2 separate regions of the Mus musculus genome follow, and region 1 is linked to region 2. A link is a loop called in an ENCODE intact Hi-C map of the cell type or tissue named here. Cell type or tissue: heart. All regions are shown on one strand. Links, peaks and the distances in the headings refer to the core of each region. The heading gives the core; the rest is flanking DNA. Region 1 overlaps Ddx46 (DEAD box helicase 46). Region 2 overlaps Slc34a1 (solute carrier family 34 (sodium phosphate), member 1).

Region 1 (9,061 bases), core at 2,595-7,594, 230 kb before region 2:
CCTTCACATGGCCTCCTTGATTCAATCACAGGTCTCTGTGACAACTGCTCTCCTGTTAAACCACTCTGCTGATCCTCCATGCCTAGATTCTTGGGTCTAAACTTAGATGTACCAGGCCAATCTCATACCATACACACTGACTGATCACACACTTAAGTAAACTAGGTAACGTAGAAGTCATTCTGGCTGGGTGAGGTGGCGCAGACCTTTAGTCCCAGCACTCAGGAGGCTGAGGCAGGTGGATCTCTGTGAGTGAGGCCAGCCTGGTCTACAGAGCAAGTCCACACAGCCAGGGCTGCACAGAGAAGCCTTGTTGTGGAAAAGGAAAGAAAAGAAAGAACTGTTGTGCAAACATGTCTGCGGCCCTGGGGCCAGCTGACCTACCCCAGCATCCTTCTCTTTCTCGTCCTCCTTGTCATCCTTGTCCTTTTTCTTCTCCTTGGAGCTGTCCCCACCTTCTGCTTTCTCTTTGGACCTAGACCTACCGAAGAATAGAGAGAGTAAGAGAACGTCCACTCGGCAACCATCTGGTCATGTGTGTTGTGGAGGTCAGGGGAGAGCGTGCAGAAGTCAGGTCTCTCCTACGCCTATACCAGGGACCAAAGTCAGCTCGAGCCGCAGCAGCAAGCATCTTCTCGCCAAGTCATCTTGAAGTTCTATGATACTAATTTTAAGATTATTTAATAGAAAAAAATTTAAAAATAAAAAGATTATTTAATAGATATGGATCTCATTTTCTTATTTCTCCAATTATCAACACATTTCCATATTCAATAACAAATATCTTAGTACATGAGAAAAGTGAGTCTTTTATAGTAAATATTACTAAACATCTGGAAATTTGTCTGAGAAAAAAAATTACAAAATTTAGACAGGATAGAAAAATTTTAGTAATTCACACATATAGTAATACTCAAAATAACAAGGGGCTTTCTTTACATTTGCCTCTAATAAGAAAATGGCTGAATTTTAATGATATAAAATTAATCATTGTTGGGGTAGAGAGATGGCTCAGCCGCTAAGTGTACTGTTGCTCTTAAAGAAGACCCAAGTTCAGCTCCTAGCAACCCTACAGATCATACATATAACCACTGGAAACAACAGTTCCAGGGGAATCCCTGTGGCCTCTGCAGGTACTGCATGCATGTGGAATGCAAATGTACATGCAGGCAAAATACTTATATACATTAAAAAAAATAAGTAACTAATCTCTCCCCTTCACAATTGGTGTTTCTGAGTGATTTCTAGATAACGCTTCAGGTTTGAAAAGGCTACTCAGAGATGAAAAAGATATTCTTCAAAATAAAATTCCCCTAAGATCATCAGGTAATATATACCCCCCGCCGCCATTGAATTTGTTCTTTGTTCTGCCCAGGACAGCTTTCTGTGAGCACAATGAAGGCAGTCCTATTTTACTATAGAACAGCAAACAGCCCTAGCATGATTTATCTTTAGTTTTCTCAAGACAAGGATTCTCTGTGTAGCCTGGGCTGTCCTGGAACTTGCCCTGTAGACCAGGCTGGCCAGATTGCTATCTTAAGGTCACAGCAATGTAAGCTGACATTCACCAAAGGCTGTGTGAATGCATCTGTCCACAGACTCGTCATGTTCCCTCACTGATCTATCTGTGCTTCTCTACACAGGCACCTGACACTGTTCGAGACTGCAGCCTTGCCCTGTGTCCCTATGGGCGAGCACAGGAGTCCTCCTACCTTCTTTTCAGATAATGTCTTTTGTACTTCTAATGTGTAGTCACGAGTAGTATATAGGTGTGTGGCACTCATAGAATAAAATAAACAAGTTATGAGCTATGCAGGGAACAAGCCAAAGATTACAGCCTCATCATTCGTTCAAATAATAAAATCTCAGAGTCTTATTCTGGGAGCAGAAACTGGGAGGAAAAACACACCCTCGCCACACTCAGGGAGACACTGTCAAAAGGCCATTTGGTAAGACACTGGAGAGCTGGTCTTTACATGTACACACAGACAGTCAGACAGACAGACAGACAAACACACACACATACTTTTTTTTTGGTTTTTCAAGACAGGATTTTTCTGTATAGCCCTGGCTGTCCTGGAACTCACTCTGTAGACCAGGCTGGCCTTGAACCCAGAAATCCACCTGCCTCTGCCTCTCAAGTGCAAGGATTAAAGGAATGTGCCACCACTGCCTGGCACACACACCACATTCTAAAAGAGGAAACTGGTAGGTGGTGGTGCTGGGAGGTGGAGGCAGGTGGATCTTTGTGAGTTCAAGACCAACGTGGTCCACAGAGCAAATTCCAAGACAGCTATACAGAGAAACTCTGTCTCCCAAAAACAAAAACATTGATTAAACCTTTTTTCTAGACTAAAATATGACTTTTCTCCTTACCTCTTATTAATATATAGTACTGCACTAATTCTCCAATTTTCTAATGTTAAAATAATTTTCCTTTCTTGAAGTAAACTCAATTTGCTCTTTATGCTACTTACCTGCTTTTTGTTTTATTTTATATTTTATTTATATGAGTACACTGTAGCTGTGTGTGTATATACATATACATATCTACATATAGAGGGGGAGTGTGTGTGTGTGTTGTATTTCCCCTATGCCACCTTTGTCGGGTGCTTATTTGTTTTTGTTGGCTTTTTTTTTTCTTTTGAGACAAGGTTTCTCTGTGTAGCCCTTGCTGTATTCAGCTAGTTCTGTAGACAAGATTGGCCTGGACCACACAGACCCCCTCAGTGCTGGGATTGAAAGTGGGCACCACCAGACCCAGAATCAGGCGTATTCTTAACTCCTACCATCGTTATATATCACAAGTACAAACTGAAAACCCCTAATCTGAAAGGCAAACTCTGAAACTTTGTGTGTACACAACATCTCAAATAGGAAATTTCACATCCCACTGCACACACCAGGTTGCAGCCCCACACACACACTAAAAGCACAGTATAAAGCTACCTTCCGAGGGAGGGGTGGAGCCTGGTGGGAGGGCACTGTTCAGCCTGTGCATGGGACTGCATCAATCCCCAGCAGTGTAAAACCACACGGTACAGAAACCCTATTCCAGGGAGATATGCGTAAGATGTTCAGAAAAAATAAACTCTGGGGCTAGACACGGAGATCATTCCCAAGACCTCTCTCACTGCACACAGACATGTAACGGAACACAGAAGTCCCAAACTGAAGACACAAGTGAAGTTCAAGCCTTCTAGACAAGAAATATTCAACCAGTAGCAAGTTAAAAACAACAAAAACATCAACAACAACGAAGTCCATATAAATGAAGTTTTCTAAGAGAAATAGGCCAAAAGGAAGAAGAAAAAAATAAAAATGGTATTCAGCCTGAGAAAGAGGATCAGGGTCGTCAAGAGCACACGTTGCTGTTACGGAGACCCTCGGGCTCGGTTCCCAGCACCCACATCAGGGAGGATGACTCCTGGTGCAGAGATCTGATACCTTCTTCTGACCTCAGCACAAGGCACACACATGGTACGCGCGCGCAAACACACACACACACACACACACGCAGAACACTGCATACATAAAAAATTAAAATAATAAAAAATTTTGTAAGCTTTGAACGTACACGTACTTCAGAAAAGAAATCAAATGGCCAATAAAGATGCAAAAATATCCACCTTCACTAGCAATCAGAGAAATGCACATGAAAGCCACAGGAAGCCCTCAGGAAGCCAACAGTCATCTCTTGAATACTTCTCTCCATAATAAAATTTTTTCCAATTCTCAAAATAAAAAAATCTACAATATAATCGCATATCTAACCAACTGGCAGAAACACAAAAGTCTAGCAATTTTAGACACTGGGATGGCATGGACCAAGAGAATTTTCTCACGCTGTGGTAGGGTAGAAGGGCAAACTCTTCAGAAAGGAACCTGCGGCCATCACCAAGTTAAAGCAGAGCTGTGTCTATGGCCACAGTCTCCCTTCTAGACGTAATGCCTAGGAATGCTCACGCACAGATATGCTATGGCACTCAAAAAGCCATAAGCCATGGATATATCTCAGGAAGAAAGCACCTGCCTATAACATAAAGCACAAGATTTTGGGTTTGATGACAACATTACAGAAAAAAGAAATGAGAAAAAAAAAGCTGAGGGCCCTCAAAGTCTAGCTGCATACAAGTCCATTCAATGGCATAGTAAGCTATGTATAGTATGCAGAACACTATTCAACAACAAAACTGAACCAGCCCAGGCAAACCTCAACACTGAGCGAAGACTACAGGATTCCAGTCACGTGCAGCTAAAACACAAAGTACTCTAAGGGGCGCACACAGGTGGGAGGCAGTAAGGAAAAGCTCCACAGTGGCTTCCCCAGGGGAGAGAGCTAACAGTGAAGCTCGCTCAGGAGGCAGAGGGAGCTTGTGAGGGAGCCAGCACCGCACAGCAAGAGCCCCTCAAACAATAAAAGGTAAGTCAGGCGAATGGGGTATGAATTTGAAGTAAGTATAAAATGGATGGCCACATCCCCACAAGCAAGGTCAAGAGAGAAAACGGGCTAAAGACAGCTCCTGGTGAAAGCATCAATCACTGTTCCAGGAGTGGTGATCCACCTGCCTCTGCCTCCTAAATGCTAGGATCCAGGATTATCTTTTAATTTCAAGAAACCTCAACAGTATTACACTGGCCTTGGTAAAATAAAAGTACAACTTACAAAGTCAAACAAACAACCCTGGAGAGATGCCAACACTGGATAAAACAGGAAACAGGTGAGCGTCAACATAGCACACTTGTGGTTTCAGTAAGCAGTGTTACCGGGTGGTAGGAGACTGGAGAGCAAGCCCGCTGACCTGACAAGAGGCTTTCAGCCACGTGTTAACCAGCATCACAAGAAACATACACACTAACTCTCACAAGCCAAGGCCACACTTCCCCAAACAGCAATTCAACAGGCGCACAACGAATGTTAAGAAGCTACTGTTGAGCCGGGCGTGGTGGCGCATGCCTTTAATCCCAGCACTCAGGAGGCAGAGGCAGGGGGATTTCTGAGTTCGAGGCCAGCCTGGTCTACAAAGTGAGTTCCAGGACAGCCAGGGCTATACAGAGAAACCCTGTCTACAAAAAAAAAAAAAAAAGCTATTGTTGGGCTGCACAGCTTACTCAATGGTTAAATCACTACTGCTCTGGCAAAGGAGTTCAGTTCCCAGCACCCCCAGCAGGTGGCGCACACCACCACAAAAGATGCTTACAAAGTTCTGACCGTTAATAACATGCATTAAATAAGGTACAGTGTAGAGTATAAAACCAATAGAGCCGGGTGTGGTGCCCCACACCTTTAATCCCAGCACTCGGGAGGCAGAGGTAGGCGGATTTCTGAGTTCGAGGCCAGCCCGGTCTACAAAGCCAAGGCTATCCAGAGAAACTATCTCGAAAAAAACCAACCAAAAAAAAAAAAAAAAAAAAAAAAAACCAAAAAACCAAAAACAAAACCCAATAGAATCTGCCAGTGTCTAAGTGAATAAGATTCTTGTACCTCCAGCTCCTGGGGATCTGAGGCCTCCTGCTTCCACTGGCACCTATGCGCCTGTACACACCTACACAGGCATGCATAAATCAATAAAAAGAAATCTTTAAAAAGTTGTCAACCAATATCTAACTATCAGAAAAAAGAATCTCAAAGAAAAAAAAAACAAAACTGAGGCCAAGGATGGAGCTGAATACAGAGGGCTTACCTCAAATGGTGACCAGCATGCCTGAGACAATAGTCACTGCCCCACAAAAGATGATAACAGAAGTTCTGACCGTTAATAAATAAGAAATAAGGGTTCAGTGTGGAGTGTAAAAACAATAGAATCTGCTATTCTCAACTGAAACATAAGCCCCACAGCCTAATAAACACTCTGCCAACACTTCCCAGCGAGCGTCAAAGCCTGTAGCAGCAGGCGCAGTCTGAGGACGGCGTTACCTGTTCTCAGTCTTCTTGGTTTTGCTGCCAGGACTGGAGGACCGGGACCGCCTGCCCCGGCTTCGACTCCTTGAGCGCCTTCTATCTCTGCTCCGAGATCTTCTCCGCTCTCGGCTTCTGTCTCGCTCTCTACTTCTGGAGCGCCTGACGGGAAGAGTTTTCTTTTATTTTGTGGCCAAAGAGAATTACTGCAGACCGTGACTGTCCCAACCCGAAAAGGCCTTACAATTATGATCACTGCTGAGGCCTTACAGAGCCTCACTTAGCTACCAAATCAGCCAAACAGGAAACAAGGGACGCCAGTTCCCACGAGAATCGAGGGAAATGGGAGGACACTAGTTCCCATAGTGACCTTAGCTAACACAGCAGGCTGTAACAGATACTTTAAATTTCAGGCAGTCTCCAGCTAGAGCTGCAGCTCAGCCCTGGTCACTGGCTGAGCTAATCAAACTCCTAATCTCAGCAAGGGGGAAGTGTTGCCGAGGGGAGGCCTGGGCCTTCATAAGGACACAGACAGACCTGGCTCAAAGATCAGAATCTTAAGACTAAGAGGTGACACTTCTCCCCTAGAGCTGCTAGTTACCACGTGACAGAGGGCAGACCCCCAACTCCCTGGATCCCAAGTTCCTCAACTAGACAATATGAAGAATTCACTATATAATCTCCAGTCTTGTTTCTGTTGTTGTTTTGAGTCTCACTGACTTGAACACAAGGGATCCACCTGCCTCTGACTTCCTAGCATTGGGATTAGAAACATGTGTAACCACACCCAGCCTCAAAATCCATGACCTAAAATTTGCAATTTTATTCTCACATAAAGTCAGAGATAAGCATATGGGGGGGGGGGGTGCGCACAGAGGCAGGATGGAGCTCTGTGAGTTCCAGGCCAGCCTAGTCTACAAATCAAGTTTCAGGACAGCCAGGGCTACACAGAGAAACCAGGGAGGGGGGTAGGGGGGGGGACTGGGGGGAGGGGACCGTGAATGTTACTTATTGAGTAACTGATTTACTTAACAAGCGCTTGACAGAACTGTGAGAGCTGTCTGAGGGACACATGACAGGAAGGTGAGCAAGCCTACACTCTAAACTGTCATGGGTAACTGCTTCTCTGGAGTGCCAGGTCCTAAGACCACAGCATTCTCACCTTCCAACATCCTAAGAAGACAAAGTCCTAGTTTAACACTGTCATGCGTTCTGTTTTTAAAGACATTTTCATGGAGAAAAGCTGTAACTATTGACATTGGTGTGAATAAATATGTAAGTAAATAGAAAATAGAAAAGTGGAGTGGTTTTCAGTTTAAATCTAAGAACAGTCATTAAATTAGCTTAAAACAGCAAGGAGAGCCCACAGAAACTCTGCCCTGTTTCTTCCCAGTGTCTGCTTTAGTGGCCACTCTTCACACAAGGGTCAGCCCTCTTGGGCAGAATCAAATAAAATCTGCACGAGCAGAGCATATTATCTTACTTTTATCTCTCTCAGGGACTTCAAGGTTCTCTCTGGATTACAGAAAACACAATCTAAAGTTTCCAAGCTTAAAGATACCGTTTAAGACTCTCTTTATAGACAAGTCCTGTGCTTAATCAAACAATGGTTAAAAAAAAAAATAGCAGGAGGCCCACAAACGGGCCACTAATTTCCAAACTAGAACACAGCTTTGGAGAAGCCCAATTTATCCGGGAAGGCCCAGTATCACTGGTTCTGCAGAACTGGACGTCTTACCTCAGGCGCTTCCTGTCCCTTGACCGAGATCTTCTCTTGTCCCTACTCCGAGACCTCTCTCTCCTCCGGTCTCTGTCTCTGCTCCGAGAGCGTCTGTCATCCCCACGTTTGCTTCTTTTGTCAGAGGGTGAGCGACTCCTCGATCGACTTCCAGAACGACCTCGAGATGCTGAGCGTTTTCGGTAGTGGCTACAACAGTATCAAATCCAAGATCAAACTTAGCATCTGTATAGTCCTGACTGTCCTGGAACTCACTCTGTAGACCAGAGTGGCCTTAAACTCAGAAATCCACCTGCCTCTGCCTCCCGAGTGCTAGGATTAAAGGCATGCGTCACCACTGCCCGGCTGTCTATTTCTATGTTTAAAAAAAACTCACAGAAAAGATACAGCCAAGATGAAGTGACATTTTAGAAACCACAGAAGGAAACATAAGCAGGAGCCATGCAGACAGGCAGGGGCCCTTCCAGGCGAAAGGCACATGGGCAAACTCATGGGAAGGAGTCCAGACCGGCACATGAAGGAAAAGTGGCAAGAAGACAGTTACACAAACTAGTCAGTGGGCCAGGGGTGGGGGCCATGCCTCAATCCCAGCACTCAGGAGACAGAAGCAAGCGCATCTCTGAGATCACAGCAGTCTAGTCTACACAGTGAGACTCTGTTTCAAAGAAAAGATGAGAGAAGTGGAAAGAGAAGAGGAGAGAAGTGGGGAGGGGAGGGGAGGGGAGGGGAGGGGAGGGGAGGGGGGGAGGAAAGGAGAGAAGAACTCAAGAGAGCACCACGAGACAAGATCAGAGAAATAGCAAAATACTTAGATATGGAGAACCTCACCGGGTCTTACAATGACTGTCTTTTACTCCGAGTAAGATAAAAAGCTATAGGGCCACATATGGCAGCAGCCCCCTGTAGTGTTATTAAGGTGTCTAAGCTACTGAGGAAAGATCACTATGTCAATCAGGCTAAGATCAGTATGTTCTCATCTCTAAATAAATATTTTAATTAATTTATGTGTATATGTATATGTATATACCTGAGGACAAATGTGTGTGTGTGTGTGTGTGTGTGTGTGCGCGCGCGCGCACTCGTGGAACTGGAGTTACAGACAGCTGTGAGCCACGTGGATGCTAGGAATTGAACCTGGATCCTCTGGAGCAAACCCAGGGCTTTGAACCACTGAGCCACCTCTCCAGCCCCATGAGTAAATATTCTTACAATAAATAACAAAAAAGGAAAAAGTTACCGGAAGATGTTTAAGCATGACTATTTTTAAAGTTATCACTCAAGAATCAGGTATGCAATGCCAGCACTCAGGGGTGGAGGCAGTGCCTCTGGCAGTTGGAAGCGCAGCTTGTATCTATAAAAACGAAAGTATTGTCTTGTTGCTGAGCACAGAACAGATCAAACGGAGGAGGCAACAGGAGGAGAGA
Region 2 (9,061 bases), core at 1,492-6,491:
CTCTTCCCTTCCTCCTAGCCTGAGAGTAAAGGAAGGCCAGGTAGGAAATAGTCCGGTTGGTGACCAAAATGATGGGCCCACCCAGGTGGCATGAGGAAATGGTGGACCTTTAGGGACAATATTAACCAGCTCTGTGCCACTGCCACCATTTGGGACACAGCCCAGCATGACCTAGTTGCCTGGTTTTATGAGAAAAATCACAATTCTGAGATCCTGGGATCCAGGATCCATTTCCTTTTGCCTCACTCCTGTGTCCTGTAGCACACAGTAGGGGCTTAATGTCCATTTGCCTATTAAACAGAGGTTTCTAGGTAGACATGGTCGTGTATAGCTGTAATCCTAAGACTTGGGAAGTCAAAGCAAGAACAACCGAAGTTCTTGGCCAGTCTCGGCTGCAGAGCAAGGTCTAGGGCATTGTGGACTACATGAAACCATGTCTTGAAAAATCCAGAACAAGTGAAAACAAAACCAGGGCACAGTGATGCATACATGTAGTTCCAGCCCCCTGGATAGAGGCAGGAAGAACTCTGTGAGTTCAAAACCAGCAGGGTCTACAAAGTGAATTCCAGGACAGCCAGCGCTACACAGAGAAACCGAGTCTCGAAAAACCAAAGTAAAGCAAAGCAAAGCAAAGCAAAACAATGGCTTCTAAGGATGCCCGTCTGCTAGAGAATGCAAAAGTCAGAGACAGCCTCAGTTTTCTGGCCGTCGGCATCTAAGGAGCCTCCAGGATGACCTGGTCCCACCTCTTCTTGATTCTTAGGGGAACCTGAGGTTTACAGATGATAGTGGTGAATTTAACGACACCCAGAAGAACTCATCTGGGCCCTGCCTAGGCCTGCAGTCTTCTTCCAGCTCACCTGTGTTGATGACCTTCTGGATGACATTGGCCACTTGGCCCTTGAGCAGGGAGTTGAGCATCTTCACAAGGAGGATAAGACAAGTGCAGAGAACCACCAGGGAGCCCGCCAGCAGAATGAGCCCCACGGCCAGGTCGGGCAGCCCCGTATCCACGAAGATATGGTTGCCTGAAAGGGCAGTATCAGGAGTCTTTATCCCTACATCCGGCTTCCCGCCTTTACCAACCAACGAGCTGTGAGCCTAAGACCCCCACATCTAGGTCCTTCAGCCTCTGCACCAGGGACTCCGTAAGCCCAGATGTTAGCTGCTTTTCCCGGGGCTGGACAGAACATGAGCAGCGGCCAGCCAGGGCACGGCGGTGCAGGGCTATCACGTGGGACGCCTCCCATGTTAGAGGTACTTACATTTCTCCATGGTGGTGTTTGCAAGGCTGCCGATGGCCTCTACCCTGGACATAGAAGTGGAAGCCTAAATTCAGAGGAAGGTGACTTAGAGAAGCTAGAAAAAGCACAGCCGGGGTGGGATGGGGTGGGGGGGCGGAGCTAAAAGAGGTTCTGGCGAAATGGGAGTACCAGAACACATTTCTGGCTCTGTGATCATGGACCTGTTGCTTGGCCTCTCTGCGCCTACCTTCTCAGTAGAAGAGATGAAGTTGAAATACCACTCAGAAATATGACCTCGTACATATTCTACCCTGTCACTGGCCTGATCTGCCTACCCCTGGGATCAGTGGGGACCTCCAATCACCACATTAGTAGCGTCTTGTCTTGTCTTGGTCCCCCTCTCTCTCAGTGGCTTCTGCAGCCCCTTTTCTGAAAGCCTCCATCCCTACCTGTTCTTACCAGTTCTTATCCTCATGACGCCTTCTTCCTCAGTTCCTGCCCCATGATCCCTCTAAGGCTCACTTAGCCCAAGCTTCATTCTGCCCAAACTCAGTGCCTTGCCCTTTGTGGAACCCAAATGGAAGGAAGATGGGTGAGGGCAGAGGGTCTAGCCCTGATCCTTTCTTCTGGACCCACTGAGTGAAGTGAAGAAGAGTCCCTAGATACAGGGGACCAAAGTCAGGCAGGTGACCTAAATTATGGTAGAATTTAGCTGCCTGTGAAGATGGCGGGTCTGTAGAGACAGCAGCGATTTAGCTCCAGACCACTGTTACCATGCAGAGATACACCCCAGTGTGGCCCAGCTCCTGGTTCTATAAGAGAAAACACAATTATGTAGCTTTAGGCTCAATTCCTATGCATGTTGTATCTACTCTGATGCCTCTTTTCCTTCAATACTCTGGATTGAGCTTAGACGCTCACAAATATTCAGCGAACATCCCAACTACTGAGCTACACCCCAAGACCTCATTTCATTTTTTATTTTGAGATGGGGGTCTCACTAAATTATCCAGGTAGGCGCTGGACTTGCCATCCTCCTGCCTCAGCCCCCAAGTATTTAGCAGTCACACGCCTATGTCAGTAGGCCTATGGAGATACACTTTAAAGTTCCAGGAAGCAGAGTTCTCAGGCCAGCAGAAGTGTCCTTTCGGGTGGTAGAGTACCAGTCTGTCGTTTCACTGGATTATGGACTTGTTGAAAATGAAGCCAGGATTCTGTACTTTGCCCACTGGTGCCCAGGAATCATGGAGCTGTGTCAGGAGGAAACGCAATGGCCATGGAGAAGCTAAGGGTGGGGCTCAGGAGGGAGCTGACACTGGGAGGCTTATGGCTTCTTTAGGTTCTTTTCCAAGCCATGTGTCATTTAAAGACTGTATGATCAGGTTGGGGCTTGGGCCAACCCTTGTCTATATGGACAAGATCCTGGTTTCATTCCCAATATCACAAAAGTAAAACAAAACAATACAAAAAGCCTCCAGTGTAATGTCGACAGGCTCAACAGCCTGCAGCTGGTTTGTGCGATGCTCTCCCTTGAGCAAGACATCGTGCTCAGCTGTTATTCCCAGTTCACTATAGCCTTGGGGCACCACCAAGTCCAAAGGCCTGAACTCTAGGCAAGAAACTAGGATAAAAATCATCTTCTAGGACAGAAATCCAGATGGGTACTTGGAGAGCTGAGGCAGGAGGATTGTCATGAGTTTAAAGCCAGCCTGGATTAGTGTGAGATCTTATCTCAAGAAGAAAACAAAACAACAATGTTAATAAGGTGAGAGATTCTGCTGACCTGCTCAGGAGAAACTGGGGGATTAGTCAGGAAGAGTCAGGCTGGGGTTTAGTCATGGGGAGAGCCAAGTGTTTGCTGAGTTCAAATCTCCTTTTAAAATCAACTTTCTGGGACAGGCCACACCACCTCTCTGAGCCTGTTTAAATCTGGATAATTGGGGCTCAAAAGCACAGGGCACTCTTCCAGAAGCCTCAGGTTCAATCCCCACATCCACGTGGCATCTCACAAGTGCCTGTAACTCCAGTGTTAGGGGATCTGGCACATAGACATGCATGCAGGCAAAATACCAGGGCACATAAAACAAATACATCTTTGGGAAAAATAAATTGGAATAGTAAAGATATAAAGGTTACAGAAGAAAAGATCCTGACCCTTTTGGGAAGGGACTTGGAAGACCTTCCTGAAGGTCTCCAGCCCAAAGCCCTAGGAAGCAGATGACTTCTTGAGATACGTGCACACCTTACTGGCTTTCTCTGAGCTGCTTCCTGGGGTCTTCTGGGGAGGGGATTTTTGTGGGTCTTATAGAGGCTGGAGGCAGGTGAATGTCCCACTGTGGGGTTGACTGAGTCGGGGCAAGGCTAGGCTGAGGACTGAGGTATCTGGAGTGTTGTTGTTTATTTGTAGTTTTGGTGCTCCAGACCTCACTCAACGATGATTGTGTTCTCCTCCCTCCTATGGGGTTCTGGAAACTTGACTTTTCTTCCTGGGATTGTGTGACCTTAACTGAACCCAGAAAGGGAGTCAGAGACCCTAAAGTGGAAGATGGGAACGGAGAGACAAGGGAGTGACAAGGGAGGATCCACTGTAATGCCAGGCTAGGGCAGAATGGAAGGGAGAGAGAATCCTTTAAGGAGAGCATACAGGGCAGAGAAGGTAGGAACTCTGGCCTAGCTCATAGAGCTGGGAAGGCCAGATCTGGTCCCGTTCCCAAGATGTGTCCCCCCTGTCTGTGGTAGAGAAGTGGCGAAGAAAGGGAGCCGGGTGGAAGTGGAAAGCAGAACAAAAGAGTGTGCCACAGTCCTGCGCTCACACTGCGGCTGAGCTATTCTCAGCTGTGTGAAATGGAGCCGGCGGTACACGTAACCTCTCTGGCTTCCGTTGTCTCCATGACAGAGTCCCTGAAGCTGTCTTCTTTTCCCCGCGGGGCTACTTGGAAGCATCTTGGAAGAGAGAGCATCTTGGTATTTAAGAGCCTACAGGGACATCCTAGATTGAGACACTTCTGGGAACTGAAGGAGGTGATTAAGTTCACAAAGGACTTCCATACTTCAAGAGTCCTTCCTCAGGAGAGAACCACAGAGGATGTGGGCTTGCACAATAGCTTCCCCTTTGAGGGTATAGTAGCTGAGGGGCCCTTTGTTCTTCTGGAAGCCGCGGAGCACTTTAGGCCAATAGCGCCATCTGGTGGCTGCAAAGAGAACTTCTCAGAGCGTCTCCACTCCACCAGCCTTGAGAGGGTGGCGTGGTCTGGGGTGTGCTGCAGGCAGGAAGAGAAATGGACACAGATTCGGGTACCTTAGAGTGGCATCTGGGAGAATCAGCTGCACGAGGAGTGAATTTTCCATTAGGATCGAGACTTGCCCTCCATTACAGGAAGCAATAATACAGGAAGTCACTTGTACCCCTCTGAGAGAGGCTGCTTCCCATCTGCAGAGTGGAGATTAATAGCAGCTGCCCCTAGTTACCAGTCCTTCAAAGATGCCGCTTAAGTCAGGCAGGTACAGTTGTCAGTTCACACTGAGACTCTCAGAAGGGATTCCAAGGACAATGCCAGGTCACCCATCATCCCACAAGTCTCAGACGCTCAAAAGACTTGATTCCCCCTTTCTATTGAGACCAGTTTGGCTAACGTTGGGTCCAGTGTGGTGAAGGCTGGAGGCCATGAAGAGTTGAAAAGAAAAATGAGGGTAGTAAAAAAAAAAAAAAAAAAAAAAAAAAAAAAAAAAAAAAAAAAAAGGCACATCCCAGGACCATGTGATGCTGCTGTGTAAGTCACATCCCTGCAGGGGACAGGTCCAGAGGAGGCAGAGAGCAGGGTCCTCAGATCCAGCCTTATACTCCAAGCCAAGAAATGCAACCTGCTGTTAGAGAAAAAGGTTTCCTGCTAGTTCAGGGACCTGAACCAGTGCTCTGGCAAGTGACAGCTGGAACAGCAAACAGCCTGAAGGCTGGCCCAGCTGAGTTTCCGTTTGTGTAAAATGGCTGGCACACTTGGCTGGTCTCATTTCATGACTACAGTGGGTGAAGAGGTTCAGGGCACAGGTAGAGACTTGCCCAAGACAGACATCAGGACGGAAATATCTCCAAGGCTTTTTTAGATCAGTACGTGATTTCTCCTCCTCTCTCCAGACTGTGCTTTCTGAGGCTGCAGTGACTCACAGAGCTTGCCTGAGAGTGCCAGAGAGCTCATGAGAAGGTGGCTGACGTGTTAGGAAGATCACAGAGGCAGCCTTAAAGCTGTCCACGTAGGCTTTTTGTTGTCAAGCTGCCTTGAACTCTCGGAAGAGCAGAACTCTCAGAAGGGTGGCATTGATGCCGTGAGCCACTTGGGATGCCAAGGAACACCGCAGGGCCGGCTGACGGAACATGTTTCCTGAGTGCTGGTAGAAAGGACCGGGAACATCCACAGCAAGAGGACAGAAGGTGGAGGATGGGCCTGTGCCTCTGCCGTGCGCTCTGGGTTTCCCTGTAGCTTTTCTAAATGGAGCTATTTCTTGTATGCAATAATTAAGGAGAAGCAAATTGGGAAGGCTGTGGTTTGGTGAAGCAGTTTTTCCCTTTTATGGCTGAGTAAGAAAGTGTGCTAATTGCCTACTTCCTTGTGCCTAATCGCCTTGCTATTATGCCTACTACCACAGGCATAACGGCTGATCCATGAGTGCCCAACCAATCCCAGCAGTTCCTCATTCTGAGCAGAAACAATGAACTTGTGGCTCCCAATGAAAGTGCCCCTGCCAGCACCAGGGACTGCTATGTCTCTCAGGGGAGCCACCCCTGAGAGTTAGTGAGCATCACACCTAGTCTTGCTCCTTAGCTGGAATCCTAGGGTCCAAACTTCTCGATATCCTTCTGGACTCTCTTCCTGGTCCTCTCCACCTTACTTACACCTCAAGCTCCAAGCATGGCAGAGCCCAGTGACTAGCCCCAAGTGTCCCTGCAGCAGGGTAGTCCTGGGCCTGCGTCTCTGTCTGTGAAACCAAAGGGTTGAGCTTGATCCATGGTTTCCAGACTCAATCACAGAGCAGTTAGAGGGCAAGTCGGAGACATGGCAACCGGGCTCATTCCCAACATTTTTTTCCAGATTCAATTGGTCTAGGAAGGATGTGTACATACTACGCGGTGGGTTTTCTTCTACTCTGTATCTAGTTTACATCTCTAATAGGTTCCCAGGTGGTATGGATGCTGTTAGTCTGGGGAACAACAGCTTTTTGAAAGCCACTGGGCCAGATCAATTACACGCAACACTAAATACACAGATGATGCTTGCCTACAGCAGCGTGTGCAGCTAGGAGGGATTACCAATGTCTGTCCTGGCTGTACTGATGCAGAACAATTGCACATCTGCTCTTTCCTAGCCAAGTGATTTCCAAAGTCTCTGAGACAAACAGGCCAGTGTCTAAAGAGGGTGTCGTCTTACCTGACTCTGGAACTCACCTCTGTTGTGTCTGGGTGACACCAAATCCGAATGAGACTGTGATTCCTCAGGGACTCATCCCCCACGGCAATGCTGGTGATCACAGACTTGTCCAGCTGTGAGCAAGATGATGATGACGATGACGTGTGTGTGTGTGTGTGTGTGTGTGTGTGTGTGTGAGAGAGAGAGAGGGGGGGGGTGAAGGTAGGGCCACTCGATATCCCACATCTGTCCATCCTGTGGCAAGTCCCACCCTCACCTGGATGATGAGTCTTGTGAAGGGCTCTGTGATGACTTTGAGAAGGTCGGGGGCATCACGGCCACCTCGGATGTTGAAGGAAGCAACCACAAGCCCGGTGACATGGTGTAGGTAGCCCGTGGCAGCCTCCAGGGGCAGTAGGACCAGAACAGACAGCCAGTTAAAACAGTCATGCACGGTCGCCCCTGCAAAAGCCCTGAGCAGGGACGTCACATTGTGGGACACCTAGACCCAAGGTGTGCCCAAGCTGAGGGGCCCCAGCACTCAGTTCTGCCCTCTCCCCCAACAAGTGTGAGGCCCGAACCTCCTTCCCCAGCTCACCGCCTGAAGTCAGTCCTGTCCCCTGCCTGCATCAGGGCCACAATGGTGTTGGTGACAGAGGTTCCGATGTTGGAGCCCATGATGATCGGAATGGCGGAGCTCACCTCCAACACTGGTGAAAGAGGAACCTCTCAAACGCCTGGGCTGCAGCTGCAGCCTCTGTCCTACCATAATATTTCCTACGAGGCCTGTGACTTGTGTTCCAGCCTCAGACGTCTTTTCCAGTGTCCTCTTGACTTCCTAGGCTGAGCCTCACAGGTCCATGTGTACACACACAGTGTATTTACTTGTGTGTGAGCATATCCACATGTGGCAAGATTCGCACACTGTACAGGGTGTGTCCATGTGCTCCTGAGCGTGGACATGTGCATGTGACTGTGTCATGGGAACTCACACCTTGTGCAGTCCACACGTTGTGTGTGTGTGCAGGTATGCCTTACCACAAGTGGGATTGCTGGTTTTATGTGTTGACTTGGCTAGCTGATAGCACCCAGTTGATTTTAAGAGTATTTTTGTGTGTCTACGTGTGTGAGCGTGTGTGTGTGTGTGTGTGTGTGTGTGTGTGTGTGTGTGTGTGGTGTATGCAAAGGTGGAAACCCGAAGAATTCACACGTTCAGCTCTAGTACTCTCTAATTTTTTACCATGAGGCAGCATCTCTTGCATAACCTGGAGCTAGGTGGTAGCCATGGCACTCCAGCAATTCCACCGATGCTCCTGGCACTGGTGTGTGTGCAGCTGTGCCCAGGCTCTTATGTGAGTACTGGAAATTCAAACAGGGGACTTCACATCATATAGCAAGCACTCTGACCCACTGAGACTCCCTAGCCCCAGGTAAAGAAGATGATTCGTGATCTTCCTGGAGGGAGAGATTTCACCTGTAGCTCACAGGGTTGGCTTCCACCTACACACCCTGCCCCTCTGAATAGGTCACACTGTAAATGTCAGACTTGGGCACCCAGCCACACAATCTCAAAAGTCAATTCTTTTTTTTTTTTAATGATGTATCTATTTTTATTTCATGTGCACTGGTGTTTTGCCTGCATGTATGTTTGAGTGAAGGTGTTGGAGATCCTGAAACTCAAGGTGAAACTGAAGTTACAGGCAGTTGTGAGCTGCCATGAGAGTACTGGGAATTGAAGCTGGGTCCTCTGGAAGAGCAGCCTGTGTTCTTGACCACTAAGAGCATCCCTGCAGCCCTGTAAGTCAATTCTTTGCAATAGATTGCATGCGTGGGGTGGTTTTTACTGGCTGGCTTTCTCTGGCTTTCCTGAGCAATGGTGTGGCTGAAGGGAGGTGGCCTTCCAGGAGCTGTGGTTCCCCCTCTGCCACACTCCCCAGCTCCCGGAGCTCCTTTCTGACTCAGCTCTTGGCCTTGTTTCAGGGGACAGTGCAAGAGATGCTGAAGTCCCACCCTTCCCCTCAGCCTCCTCAGCAATTCCACATGCCTGCCCCGATCGTGAAGGACCAGGCCCTTGGGCTCTATCCCCGGCCATGCTGGGCCGACTCACAGCCGGAGGAGACCATGCTGACAATGATGGATGTAGAGGTACTGGAACTCTGCACCAGAACTGTCACCAGGATCCCCACCACCAGCCCTGCCACTGGGTTGGATAGGATGGCATTGTCCTTGAAGATGTCCCCAGCCACCTTCCCTGCAGAACAGAAGCCAGTGTCAACTGAGACCCTTCTGAACCCTTTCCCTGCCCTTCTCCACCTGGGCCCTACCTCCAGCCAACTGGAAGGCGGAGCTGAGCACATCCAGGGAGCAGACAAAGAGGTAAAGGAAAGCCAGCATCAGAGGCACCTTCAGGAGCTTCGT

The links. A loop is a pair of places that touch in the nucleus more often than their neighbours do. Peaks named below come from ENCODE experiments on the same cell type or tissue, not always from the same donor. Only the 100,000 strongest peaks of a DNase experiment are listed, where the experiment ranks them.
Region 1: it touches region 2 in a loop (2.5-fold over the local background); 2 of 42 quality-filtered maps call a loop at or near these places.

Annotation. Positions count from the first base shown.
Region 1 is chr13:55,636,791-55,645,851 of GRCm38, reverse strand. Ddx46 (DEAD box helicase 46) reads right to left here. Exons shown (of 23, transcript NM_001282055.1): 2 at 7,638-7,826; 3 at 5,918-6,061; 4 at 385-481. Among named protein-coding and RNA genes, the nearest start is that of Ddx46, 6.3 kb to the right of the region's middle. In heart, for the core only: CTCF peaks have their summits at 4,966 and 5,166 (motif pointing right); a DNase peak (open chromatin) is centred at 5,161.
Region 2 is chr13:55,400,960-55,410,020 of GRCm38, reverse strand. It overlaps Slc34a1 (solute carrier family 34 (sodium phosphate), member 1), which reads right to left. Exons shown (of 13, transcript NM_011392.2): 4 at 8,968-9,061; 5 at 8,751-8,894; 6 at 7,242-7,353; 7 at 6,921-7,116; 8 at 6,682-6,777; 9 at 1,266-1,329; 10 at 861-1,028. Among named protein-coding and RNA genes, the nearest start is that of Slc34a1, 5.8 kb to the right of the region's middle. In heart, for the core only: a CTCF peak has its summit at 4,431 (motif pointing left); a DNase peak (open chromatin) is centred at 4,430; H3K27ac peaks cover 475 bases; H3K27me3 peaks cover 3,832 bases.